Regions from separate parts of the Homo sapiens genome. Here all the other regions are linked to region 2. The links are chromatin contacts, found by Hi-C or POLR2A ChIA-PET in ENCODE. All regions are on one chromosome and are shown on one strand. Each heading gives the region's core, a stretch centred on a gene start or an enhancer-like site at or near the end of the contact. The rest is flanking DNA. Distances are from core to core; before and after follow the strand shown. Region 1 holds the start of DDX1 (DEAD-box helicase 1). Region 2 holds the start of TRIB2 (tribbles pseudokinase 2). Region 3 holds the start of NBAS (NBAS subunit of NRZ tethering complex).

Region 1 (4,124 bases), core at 990-3,489, 2.9 Mb after region 2:
CCTAGGGACGGCTTCTCAGAGCAGTCCTTACGCTTCCCAAACTCTCAGATCAAAAGTTCTCAGAGTATTTCCCTGAAATGCATTCTTTTCACAGAAATCTTTTCTCTTAATTTGCATCTTTAATTTTTTCATACTTTATCTCTTCCTTGAGACAGGGTCTTGCTCTGCCACCCAGGCTGGAGTACAGTGACACCATCATAGCTCACTGCAGCCTCCACCTCCTAGGCTCAAGAGATCCTCCCACCTCAGCCTCCCAAGTAGCTGAGACTACAGGTGTGCACCATGCCCAACTATTTTTTAATTTTTTTTGGAGATGGGGGTCTCATTATGTTGCCCAGGCTGGTCTTGAACTTCTGGGCTCAAGTGATCCCCTTGCCTCAGCCTCCCAAGGTGTTGGGATTATAGACATGAGCCATCATGCCCAGCCGATTTTTCACACTTTAAAGGTGGGCATTGGCAAAAGGCACAAAAATTAGATTTCAGATTTCCCTTTGGCAAGTCCTGCATAATATGGGTCTTGTATCTCTCCTTGGAATGTGGGGGTACTTGGTATCCATTCAAAACTGGTACACTGCATAACTCTCAGGGTCTTATTTAGACAAAATATAACAAGAATAGAGAATATAATGTGAATAGTGCCCCCTGGAAGTGTAAAGCTGCAGGGCTGAGTGTATTGTCCTGGGCCTTTGGAGCTTCAGGTGAATCCTGTTACATGTAATAGTAATAACAGAGCTAGTTATATTGTCACCATGTGCTATGCACTATTTTAGATGCTTTATGTATTTTATTTGATCCTCATAACTATCATATGAGAAAGGTACTATTGTTCATCCCTATTTCACAGGTAAGTAAACTGAAGCCCAAAGAAGCTTCATGACTTGTTCAAGGTCACACAGCAAGCAAGTGGCAGACCTAGAATCCAAACTCAGAATATGGTTCCCAACTCTGTACTTCTAACCCTATTCTATCTTTTTTATTTTTTATTTTTTTGAGACAGACTCTCCCTCTGTCGCCCAGGCTAGAGTGTAGTGGCACGATCTCAGCTCACTGCAGCTTTCGCCTCCCAGGTTCATGTGATTCTCATGCCTCAGCCTCCGGAGTAGCTGCAACCCTATTCTTTTTTCTTTTTTTTTTTTTTTGAGACGGAGTCTCGCTCGGTCACCCAGGCTGGAGTGCAGTGGCGCGATCTCGGCTCACTGCAACCTTCGCCTCCTGGGTTCAAGCGATTCTCCTGCCTCAGCCTCCCGAGTAGCTGGGACTACAGGCATGCACCACCACACCCGGCTTCTTCTGTGTGTGTGTGTGTGTGTGTGTGTGTGTGTATTTTTTGTAGAGAAGGGGTTTCACCGTGTTAGCTAGGATGGTCTCGACCTCCTGACTTCGTGATCCGCCTGCCTCGGCCTCCCAAAGTGCTGGGATTACAGGCGTGAGCCCCCGCGCCCGGCCGCTGCAACCCTATTCTATCTTGCCTGAGGGTTCCACTTTTCTCCATGACACTCTGGGGCAGGCTACAGATAGCACAGCACGCGCCCTCGCATTGCGCAGATGTGGCTCAGATCCCACGCTGCCATTCGGTAGATATGTGTCTTTAGATAAGTGACTTAACTTTCCCGAATTTTAGAGTCCTCATCTAAAGATTCTAATACCTTCCTGACAGAGTGAGTGTCTGGTTGGGAGGATTCCTCATTTACTTTCCCCATCTCTCTGCAAAGAGAAAGGAGTTAAAATTGCATGGAAGTCAAACCCGAAATTATAAAAGCGACATCAAACATGGGTGAAGGGAGGGAGACCTAAATCATTACTTAGTTTAAAAAAAAAATGTAACAAATACCTACTGGCTGCCAGGCACTCACTGGCATTGGTGCTCAGGGCAATGAATCCAGTCCATCTCTCCGGGTCATTCACACACCAAGGCCCTGCTCACCTTTGGAAAGCTGGGGGACTGAGTGGGGAGGGCACGGTGTGGTGTCAGCCTGAGCCCACTGGATGACCCTAATCACCAAACATCTGCTTCCTTCTCTGTAGCTGTGACCCTGATACCGCGTGGTGTGCTCCGAACACATGGTGCCCAGAACGAAGGCGGCGTCCAGAAGCCCTAGGTCCCAGAGGTCCGCTCAGCGGCAGGCGCATAAGGCGGGGCCGGCGCGGGCCTTTCCTTCCATCGGAACCGTTCTCCCGGGGCTGAGTCCCTGCCCGGACTCCGAACGCCGAAGACCAGGGGCCGGAAGCGCGCGCCGCCACTGCCACGCCGTGTCAGTCGGGAGGGAGGGAGCGAGCAGGCGAAGCCGCGGAGGACGGGGTGAAGATGGCGGCCTTCTCCGGTGCGTTTGTGGAAACTCTGGGGGTGGTGGGGCGGCTTGTTGCACGCCTCAGCCCTGGGGCCGCCCGCGGAGAGCTAAAGGGGCGGGAGCGGACAGGGGTCAGGGAGACAGAAGGGCGCTGTCCGCTGCAGTCCCTGATGGACCCGCGTTGCGGGATCAGGGGCGGCCGCGGCTCGGGTTCGGAGGACGATTCTTCCCAGGAGCGGGCCGGAACGTCCCTCCCCCTGCCCTTTCCCTTCTACCAGTCTCCACTTGGCTTTCCTGCCAGTGCACCTTCGGCTGCAAAATCTAGGCGGCGGCGTTGCTCTGGCGGCTCCCAGACGCCTGGGCCTCCTGCCTCTTAACGTGGCAGTGACCCTTTGGGAACCCTTTTCTGCCCGCGGCTCATCTGGGCTTGGCCAGGCAGAGAGGCGAGACGGCGTGGGGAGGAGTCATTGGGGAAAAATGACGATCCTGCCTCTGTCCAGTTTTTTCAGGCCCTTCCAAAACGTCCCAGGCATAAACCTGATCTTTATTTGTTCTTAAACGTTGTTATATCAACATTAATGTTCAGTGTTGAAGCTAAAGGGAAAGCATTTTCATTAACGTACGCACCAGTCCAACATAAGTTTGGAAAATTCATATTTATTTGCCGTCTGCTACCCTCCTTTATTCCAAATATGATTTGATATGGCTTATCGAACCCTACAGTTGATATTTTCGCCTCTTGCTTTATCATCCTCCTGTTAGGCATCCAGTTTTAGGAAGCTGTAATCAGCCTTAAATGCGCTAAACGTGATACATTTATGTAGCACTTATGTAACGTTTATTGCTATATAAATGTATCACGTTAGGCCTAATGTCCTTTAATGTTATTAACTTTTTAAGATGACTTCAGATGTAGTATTTTATATTTTTTAGTTTTCTTCTGTAAGAATATTAGGAATTCCATATCTCCAGTCATGTAAGATATTTTTTTTCTTTTTTGGGGGGGAGAATGGGGGGGTGGGGGGATGTAGTCTCCTTCTGTCGCCCCAGCTGGAGTGCAATGGTGTGATCTTGGCTCACTGCAGCCTCCACCTCCCAGGTTCAAGCAATTCTCCTGCCTCAGCCTCCTGAGTAGCTGGGATTACAGGCGCCTACCACCATGCCCTGCTCATTTTTGTATTATTAGTAGAGACGGGGGTTTCACCATGTTGGCCAGGCTGGTCTCGAACTCCTGACCTCAGGTGATCCGCTCACCTCGGCTTCCCAAAGTGCAACAGTCATGTAAGATTTCTGACTGTTTCAGTTACATCTTCTAATAGGATTCAATTGGAAACTGCTCAGAGTTGTTGCTGTTTTTCTTTTCCCAACATTCTCCTAAAACGATTTTAGAGCCAAGGTCTGTAGGATAGTTCTAGGTAGTCATTTTATAGGTTCACATCTTTGGGAGTCATACACAAATTTCATGAATGTTAGAGGTAAAGGACTGGAAAAAGTCTGTGATATGAAATAAGACAAAACTGGAATTTCACGAATGTTTCTAATTTTTCCTTAACTGTTAAAAGTATTATACTTAAGGTCCGCTTTCAAAGAAAACTTGCAGGGAACATGACCAGAATGGTACAAGAGATTGTCTGGAATTTACTGAAAATGATATGTTGTTTCTTGTATAACAATTTTGCAAAGAGCTTCAGCTTGCAGTATTCCGTATGCAGTAAGAACACACCACTCCTTTGTTTCAAGCAGTTTGCATTTTAGGAGAGAGAACATAGACTGTAATACAGGTTAATTCTTAGGAAGGTCTGCCTGGATATTCAACTTTAGATCTTCATTAGTTTA
Region 2 (4,386 bases), core at 716-3,215:
ATATTCTAATTGCCACATTGTTACACAATGACATTATTTGTTTCCCAGTCTTTCTGCCGGGCTAGACCCTGCGCTCTTGGGTGGCAGAGACCAGATCTTACTCATATTGGATCCCTAACACTCAGCACAGAGCCCGGCTTATAGTAAGCCTTCATAGATTTCCTGGAATTGAAAATATAATTCTAAAGCAACCACATGAGGTGAGCAGGGCGGGTATTATGCTTCTCATCTTACAGATGAAGAAACAGGGATCTAGGGAGAAAAAACAAGGTCTTCACCCAATTTCCATTTGAAATCAGAGACCCAGCCAGGGCTAGCACACAGGTGTCCCAACCCCTAATTATTACAAAGCTCTCTTGGCCACTGCATAGAGGAGGCTAGGCACCTCTCTTTCTGACTCAACAGCAGGGGTTGCTTCGAGACTGTTCCTAACACAGGCCAAGTGTCTTCCTGGGGTAAGACTGGATTAGGGGACCCTGCTCGGTCAGTGGTCCTGGTGATCGCCTAGGGAAATAGATCTATTCTGCTGGGATCTGGGACTGAATCCTAGGCAGGTTTGTGGGGAGTAGGATGGTGAGAGGTGCTGGAAGGCACGGGTCCACTTCTTAACCTTCCTTTTAACTCTGTGCTGCTGGGTGGAAGCTTTATAGTCAATGTCCTCTCCATCTCTGGCCACATTCCCAGGACTCCTGATCATTAGAGTGACTGTTGTCCCAAGTGGACATAATTATAAATAGCTCCCTTCTTTTACTGAAAGTGTCCTACAGTGGACAATAATTTAGTCCCCTCCTCCAGTGGAAAATATACTACACGCATGCAAAAGCTCAGAGGGCTCCAGGAGTCGTCCCAACTCCCCTTTCTCAGTTCCTTGGGATTTTTTTTTTTAAGTTTGTCCTCTACTAGATCGCTTCTCATTCACCAGGATATCTTAGATCAAGGCTGGCGTTTGAAGCCTCTGCCTGAGTTCAAGCCCCTTGCTTCCGGTGTTCCTGTCCAAGCCCGCGGACTGGAATCTCCCAAGGAAGTTACGAATAATTCGGGGGGGGTGGCGAAATGGGGGGTGGAGTGGGGCGTGAAACTGCAGCCTTCACCTGGCTAACAGAAGAGGACTCAGGACGCCCAGCACCCTGGATAGGACCCAACAGCGCTCCCTGGAGGTGTGGGTGCAAAGTTTTGTCTAGCTTGGCCTCCAAGGCCCTCCAGGCAATGCACTGGGAAGGGAAGAATTAGTGATTAAATTTGACCTGAATCAAAAGATGCCTTCAGTTCCTCTTCTGCTGAAAACACTAGAAATACAAGCCCAGGATGTGGGGATCGGGGGCAAGCGGTGACACCAACTAAAAGGAAGCAATGGATTTCCTTTTAAATGGAGAGGAGGATGTCGGAGAGATACCATGAAACGAATTCTCGAAACTCCAGGCAGCAATACCGATGAAAGCGCATTCTTCCAAAACAGAGCTCCTCATTCAGGGCCACATCTGAGCCTGGGGGCCCAATGCTCAGAGCGTGCCTGGCTTTCTGGGGAAAAGCGCCAGGAACATGAACGAGCTACGAAGAGCTGGAGCGGGCGCTGCGGGAGCAGCGTGTGGGGAACGGCTCGGGAGTCGCTGCTGGTAACCCCGGCCCAGCCGCCCGCAGCTGGGCTCGCAGCCGGCTCGCAGCCGACACCCAGGGTGCTGCGCCCGGGGCCCCGGGCCGCGGAAGGATATTTCACTTTGTTTACCTCCCCGGCCGGGCGAGGGAGCTGCGAGGCCGGTGCTGGCGCCCCCGGCACGGAGCTGCAATGGCAGCGGCGCGGGGAGCCGCCCGAGGACTGGCAGCGGCGGGGCTGATTGATGGGCGCCCGGCGCAATGAGGGGGGCCCGGGCGGGGGCGGGGCGGGGCCGGCTCTGGGCTGAGCCAGTCGCGGGGGCGGCGGGGGGGGGGCGGAGGCTCCGTGGAAATGTGTCGGTGACATTGAATGGGGAGACCGAGCGCGAGCGAGGCGCGCGCGCGCACACGCGCACTCACGGCCCCGCTCGCTCCGAGATCCCCGGCCACGTAAGTAACTATTAATACCGCCTCGCCGGGGGATGCGGGCGTGCTGAGCGCGGGGATTGGCCTCGGGCACCGTCGGCCGTCCCCTTTAATTTTTAAATACACGGTCCCCTCTTTTCTCTGGGGGGGGCAAGCAAGAAATCAAAGAAGGAGGAGACAAGCCGTCAATTTTCTCCAAAACAAACCCCACCGGGCAATTTGGTCTCGGGGTAGGGGGAGACGGGGTGATTGCAAATTATTCCAGGACGAGATCCAGTTCTCCAGCGGGAAAGGGGCAAAGGAACGCCGCGCGTTGGAAGGGCCAGGGACGCAGCTCCCCTTGCAGCGCCCGCAGGACCCCCGCAAGCTCGTGCCGGCGAAATCGGAGACCGCCGATCTGTCCTCGTTCTCTCCTGCACGTCTGGCTGCATTCGGAGGAAGACCTGGGGCGCGAGCGAGCGGCGACAGCATGAGCCTGTGCTGACCTCCGCGCGGCGGGCCGAGCCCAGGGCTTTGTCGCGGTACCTGCGCCCAGCCCGCGCCGCAACTCTGTGCCCAGCTTTTGCAATCTTTTGTTGGCAGCGCTGACCGCACCAAGTTAAATGCTCCCTTGCAATTTTTCTTTTTTTTGTTTGTTTGTTTAATTTTTGGAGAGCTCGCGATCTTGGAAAAGCCTCAGACGCCATCTACAGTTAAAACGTAGGTAACTGCCCTCTCCCGCACCCCCCCCTTACACGCCCCCCACCCTTTCCACCAAAAAAAGGGGGTGCAGCGCGGATTCTGGCTGCCGTGCGTCGCCAGCCGGTAGACCCGTGCTTGTTTCCTTTCTCTTTTTGTTTGGCTTCTAACGCGTTGGGACTGAGTCGCCGCCGTGAGCTCCCCGAAGACTGCACAAACTACCGCGGGCTCCTCCGCCCCGTCTGCGATTCGGAAGCCGGCCTGGGGGTCGCGTCGGGAGCCCTGGCGCTGCAGCTCCGCACCTTAGCAGCCCGGGTACTCATCCAGATCCACGCCGGGGACACACACACAGAGTAACTAAAAGTGCGGCGATTCTGCACATCGCCGACTGCTTTGGGGTAACAAAAAGACCCGAGTTGCCTGCCGACCGAGGACCCCCGGGAGCCGGGCTCGGAGCAGACGAGGTATCCGGCGGCGCCCATTTGGGGGCTTCTAACTCTTTCTCCACGCAGCCCCTCTTCTGTCCCCTCCCCTCTCGCTCCCTTTTAAAATCAGTGGCACCGAGGCGCCTGCAGCCGCACTCGCCAGCGACTCATCTCTCCAGCGGGTTTTTTTTTGTTTGTCGTGTGCGATCCTCACACTCATGAACATACACAGGTCTACCCCCATCACAATAGCGAGATATGGGAGATCGCGGAACAAAACCCAGGATTTCGAAGAGTTGTCGTCTATAAGGTCCGCGGAGCCCAGCCAGAGTTTCAGCCCGAACCTCGGCTCCCCGAGCCCGCCCGAGACTCCGAACTTGTCGCATTGCGTTTCTTGTATCGGGAAATACTTATTGTTGGAACCTCTGGAGGGAGACCACGTTTTTCGTGCCGTGCATCTGCACAGCGGAGAGGAGCTGGTGTGCAAGGTAAAGGGCCAGTGGGTTGCTTTTTGTCTTTGGAAGGGGCCCGAGGGAGCGGGAGGGCGCCAGGCCCTCGAGTCTGGGAGAGGGAGATTCGCGGGATAATTACCGTGGCCTTATTAAATGGGTTTATTTATTTATTTGCTCAGGTTCGGTAAGTTGCGAAGTTTTTAGACCGTTTCAGACAATGGGGCGGGCGGCAGTGGGGGCGTTTCGGGGAGAGCCCGGGGAGGAGAGGGCGGCGGGACTGCGCGGGGGCCACGGACACGCGTGCACCGAAGGCTCCAGGAGCTCTCTGCGCGAGGCCGGGTCCCGCTGCCCGGGGGGGATTTCTTCCTGTGTCTAGCCCCCTCCCCTTCCAACAAGGATTAGGGAATCCCCCGGTAATTTTAAGACTGATGACTTCGTTCTTTTCGCAGCCATTGTTCTTAGCAGCGGGCAGGTGTTAAACCTTTGTTCCGAAGGTGCCCTTTAAAACAGACACACAAAGGTGCCCCCTTCGGCTGAGCCCAGGGGCCCAGCGCAGGGAAGGAGTTTACAAAGACCTTTCTTCTGCCTGGAGCCTTGAAAGGAGGGTTGGGGTGGAAATCAAAGCCTGAGCACTTTCTGGTGAATAGTGAATGCTTTGGGTCTTTCTCTCTGGTCTTGGTCTCTCTCCCCATCTCTAGACTTCCCTGTCTGCTCATCCCCTCTCTTCCGTGCCCCCCTGAACAACACCTTTGCCTGTAAGGTTAAGAGGCTCCCGTTTGGAGCCCTAGGGATCCGCAGTGGTAATACCACTGCGA
Region 3 (4,621 bases), core at 1,552-4,051, 2.8 Mb after region 2:
TTAACTGTTAACCATATCATTACTGTAGAGAAATAAGCTATATTTACCTCGAATTGCTTTCGTGATGATAAAGGATGCACCATGTTTTTGGTTGCCTCTAGGCTGGAATTTAAAACAAAAAACACTTACATTTGAATCTTCTAGTAGTATTAGACCAGTATTACTTATACAATATGTAAACTTATTTTTATTTACTAATACTCAGAGTTTTGGGCACAGGGAAGCAGTGTCTTAAAACTACTTAAAGACTGGATGTTCAGGTGCAGTGGCTCACGCCTGTAATCTCAGCACTTTGGGATGCCAAGGTGGGCTGACTGCTTGAGCCCAGGAGCTCCAGACCTGCCTGAGCAACGTGGCAAAACCTCATCTCTACAAAAAATACAAAAATTGGCCAGGCATGGCGGTGCATGCCTATAGTCCCAGCTACTTGGGAAGCTGAGGTGACCCAGGAGGTTGAAGCTACGAAGCTACAGTGAGCCCTGATCATGCCACTGCACTCCAGCCTGGGTGACAGAGTGAGACCCTGCCTCAAAAAAAAAAAAAAAAAAAAAAAAAGTAGACACAGGACGCGGGACAATAGGAGAAAAGTGAGCATAGCAGAGCTACAGGCACATGTCAGGACTAACCTTGCAGGAAAGAACAAGGATTGAAGCTGGAAACTGTTTCCAAATCAAAAACCAATCCAAAGACAAGAGAAGTCAAGGCCAAAGACCATACTGGTTGCCAGTTCAGCATACTCTATTGAGGCTGTAAGTTTTGCTCACAGGAAAAGTGGTCATATCTCCAAGGCCAATTCATTGACTATCTGTTGTGTATCTATACAGACAATGCTACTAACAAAACATACACAGATACGTAATTGCTATATTAAATAATTCCATTCCATAAGTATAGACTGAACACACCGTGGGTAGGTTCATGACGCTAGGCACTGCATAAGATGCACTAAAGTGCTGTCAAGAAAAGCACAATGGACATACAGTAAGTGTAGACAGATTTTTTTAAAAAACACAGAAAAGTTATTTCACTCAATAAACATGAATTGATTGTTGGATTCATGCAAGACACAATTTGGCCCTGGGAAGAGATATAAAGATGAATCAGATGTCTGCCCTCCAAGAGCTTATAATTCAACAGCTGAAATCAACAGAATGCAGAAATCGATAGAATGCAGAAATCAATTGAACTCCCCCACCCCCAACACACAAACACAAAACAAAGTGCTAAGGGTTTCAAAGTAAGTTAATTCTGTGGTTACTTTTTTGGAATCAATTTATGGTAAGCATTCTGAAACATTACTGCAATTAACCAATGAGTGTTAAGGAGTGGAAACTTATCTAACCAGCTGCCTCAGCAACAGCTTCCTAGCTGCATAACCCAAAAAATATTCACATTAAGACAAACTAAGTACTTGAAATTAAACAGTAATATATGCAGATCTCTACCCGTCTACAAAATAAATTATTCATGATAAGCACAAACTGCAGTGGGAAGGAGGCTACAGAGGAAAAAAATACAAACTTTGGGCTGAAAAATGAGTCGTTTCTCCAGCAAAGAAACACTCAGAAAAAATGTAAGATAACTCACATGGGCTGGACTACATAATCTTTAATAAAGGTTCTTTTCGATCTGGCTGCTTCCTCTGGGTCTAAAACAGTAACTGGCACGTGTTAAGCACTCAATAAATATCTGTTAAATAAACATGGATCCAAAAAATAATAATAATAAAAAATAAAATAAAATAAACATGGATCCATGGTTCCTACTCTTCATCACAGACCCGGGAGGCCTTCACTACCAAACAACTGATAATCCCAAGATCCAGTCCATAAATTATCAACCTCTATAACCCTTCTGTAGCGGAGATCCCAATCCCAGTCAGCAGCTCTTTACTCTGCACTTCCGTGGCATTTTGCTCACATCGCTAACTATAGCGCATAAAACGCTAGGTTATGAAAAACGTTTACGGGACTGTCTCCCCTCTAGACGAGAAGCTCCACGAAAACATATTCATCTCTGTATCCTTAGCACCTAGCACAGCACCTGTGACACCGAGACAGACGAACGGACACGCACACCCTTATTAAATGCTCTTTTATTGAAACACACAAGACCTGGCGCGATCCAGCCCCCAGTATGGGTAAAGGCTCAGATTCTGCGCTCTGCACCAGCCTGGCAGATGCTGCAGACTGTAAGGTCCTGGAAAATTCTCCCATCGCAGTTGAGCGTCGGCCCAGACTAGCCCTAGCCAGACCGCGAGAAGGGACCACTGAGGGTCCAGATAGGAGAAAGGACCCTCGAGTCCAGCGCTGTGCCTTCCCCTCCTAATACAGAGAGCGACACTAACAATCCCCTCTCCTCCCAATACAGAGAGCGAAACTGAGAACCAAAGTGGGATCGTACGCTCCCCAGAGCACGAAGTTCCAGCCCCCAACAACCGAATTCTGAGCCCAGGAAGAATCTCAGGGACCACCACCCCACCCCGCCCTAGACCCCCGCTAGCCCAAGGTGCCGTTGCCAAGGCGACCGCACAAGCCAACCGGCCCTAGTCCCCCACCCACCCGTCTCCACTCCCCTACGTGGCTCCTGCTACGTGGCTCTACCCACGAAGCGCCCGCGCCAAGCTGGCTGCTGCTGTAGATGGGCCTGGTTCACCTGTACTTCAGTCTCCGGTGGCCACTCGGTGTTGACCAACAAGTCATAGAGAATCGTCTCCTCCTCACCCTCTGCAGTGCCTGGACTCAAAGCCGGCCCTGACTCGGGGGCCGCCATGTTCGCCGAGGACTCAGGCAGCGGAGGAGTGTCTCTACGGAATCCCTCACAGGACAAGCTTCTCTATCCGCGGCCGCTTTTGTTTCACGGCAAGGAAATGCTAGGTTAACCCTTTTATGAGTAGGAAGGACAGGGACTATTGCTTGTCTTGGGAACGACTTGTGTCCCGGTCCTGATACACTCCTTGTTCATTAATCTACATGAGATCGGCCAAGTCATTGAGCCTCTCTTATAACTCAGTTTCCATAAAACAGAAATGGTAAAGGTACCCCACTGAAATGCTAATGTTCATTTGTATATTCTTTGCCTAACACGTAGAGAGAGTTCAAACAGTGGTTTTAAAATAAACAACTAAAGTTATCCAATGAAAGGTAGCAGAGGAAGGATGCTACAGGAGCTCAGAAAAGGCAACGAAGGCCAGAGTCTGCAGGGATTTCCTGGAGGACGTGGAGCTTGTCCCTGCGTCTTTAACAATAGGCAGAATTTTAATCTACTGGAGAAGCATTTCAAGTAGCGGGAAATGGAATGAGCAGAGACAGAGGCAGAAATACAGAGTTGAAAGAACTCTTTCAACGTGTCGCCAGTGAGTGACGACTTTCTCAGTGTGGGAGTAAAAGAATTTACCAAGACAGTGGTAGATAAAGAAAGACAGATTAAAGAAAGTATGAAAGTTCGTTGCCAGGGAGCAGCGGGCCGACTCAGCAGAGGAGGAGCTCATTGCTAGGAAACAAAGGCTTGTTGAGAATTTTATAGACTGGAACTTGGAGTGATTGATAACACCAGGTAGCAGGGAGTTAACTTGCTTTTTTTTTTTCTTTCTTTCTTTTTTTTTTTTTTTTTTTGTCAGCTGAAGTGTTTCAGAAATTGAGGCATTTGAAGGTAAGCAGGAAGTTTGTGAGTTAAGTACGTTATCTGGGTAGAAGGGCCATATGTCCTGGGCCATAAAGAAAAGTAGACCTATGGCTTATTTGTTTCTTCCTTTTGTTTATATGTTTTGGACCATGAAGAAAGACAGACGTATAGCTAATTTGCCTTATCTCTTTGTTTTTCCCTGCTCCCACTAGCCTGCCTTTTTTTTTTTCCTAATTAGTACTCAACAAGACGGGTGAATAGAACCCAAGTTGAGAAAGGGTGTAGGGGCAATAAAGTTGAAATAATAGGTTGAGAACCCGCATGGAGGGAGCGAAAAGGTCAACCCCATTTGTTCATTCATTCATTCATTCAACAAATACCTCTTTGTGGACAGTTATAAGCAGAGCCTACTGTAACATGAATGAATATATACTGTACAAAGTATTACACTGTTTCACATCAAAAGAAACACAAATACTGAATATCCCTTGAGATAATTATATTCATGATATCCATCAAGATGCATTAGGCGGTGATGCAATTAAAAGCCTCTGCTGGGAAGCCTCTAACCAGCTCCCATTTCTCTCAAAGTTTAATGACCTCAAAGCCCTACGTCATCTGCCTGCTCCCCTAAATCTCACACCTCATTTCCTGCTCCCCCTACTACCTTCAGCCACACTGGCTCTATTTCTGAACACACCAGACACACATCAACTTCAGGAGTTCTGCAAAGCCTGTCCCCTCCACTTGGAAGGCTTTCTACCAGATGTTTACCTGGTTCCTCCCTTATCTCCTTCAAGTTTTTGCTCAAATGTCGTCTCTCTCTGAAGCCTACCTTGACTGCTCATTTTTAAATTTGCAATGACCATTCTCCAACTCCAGCTTTCCAGAGCTGCTCTATTATTTTTTCCATTACACTTGTCATCACTTAAATGGCTATACAGTATATTTGCTTATTATCTGTCTCCATTCACTAAAAGGTAAGCCATGCCAGGTG

The links. A loop is a pair of places that touch in the nucleus more often than their neighbours do. ChIA-PET counts read pairs that join two places held with the same protein, here RNA polymerase II (POLR2A). Pooled maps may share reads with other maps.
Region 1: a loop to region 2 is called in a map of CD8-positive, alpha-beta T cell, with 16 times the contacts of the local background. The contact joins the promoter of DDX1 here to the promoter of TRIB2 in region 2. A Hi-C loop is called at or near these places in 1 of 168 maps with a recorded cell type or tissue (CD8-positive, alpha-beta T cell), 1 of 37 single-sample maps with no recorded cell type and 8 of 50 pooled maps.
Region 3: a pooled map shows a loop between it and region 2 (4-fold over the local background). The contact joins the promoter of NBAS here to the promoter of TRIB2 in region 2. A Hi-C loop is called at or near these places in 1 of 168 maps with a recorded cell type or tissue (B cell) and 5 of 50 pooled maps. POLR2A ChIA-PET finds 5 or more read pairs at or near these places in 1 of 52 experiments (AG04449).

Annotation. Positions count from the first base shown.
Region 1 is chr2:15,589,629-15,593,752 of GRCh38, forward strand. DDX1 (DEAD-box helicase 1) reads left to right here and starts at 2,240. Exons shown (of 26, transcript NM_004939.3): 1 at 2,240-2,321. The coding sequence starts at 2,306. LOC124905975 (a long non-coding RNA gene) reads right to left here and starts at 2,141. Exons shown (of 2, transcript XR_007086224.1): 1 at 1,832-2,141; 2 at 1-1,704. RefSeq lists an enhancer at 2,279-2,338.
Region 2 is chr2:12,714,971-12,719,356 of GRCh38, forward strand. It overlaps TRIB2 (tribbles pseudokinase 2), which reads left to right and starts at 1,966. Exons shown (of 3, transcript NM_021643.4): 1 at 1,966-3,607. The coding sequence starts at 3,338. LOC124905974 (a long non-coding RNA gene) reads right to left here and starts at 1,788. Exons shown (of 2, transcript XR_007086222.1): 1 at 1-1,788. RefSeq lists silencers at 1,554-1,773, 1,864-1,923 and enhancers at 1,876-2,515, 2,364-2,433, 3,795-4,386.
Region 3 is chr2:15,558,533-15,563,153 of GRCh38, forward strand. NBAS (NBAS subunit of NRZ tethering complex) reads right to left here and starts at 2,802. Exons shown (of 52, transcript NM_015909.4): 1 at 2,656-2,802; 2 at 48-102. The coding sequence starts at 2,772. It overlaps LOC105373440 (a long non-coding RNA gene), which reads left to right and starts at 3,616. Exons shown (of 4, transcript XR_001739297.2): 1 at 3,616-3,651. RefSeq lists an enhancer at 2,592-3,001.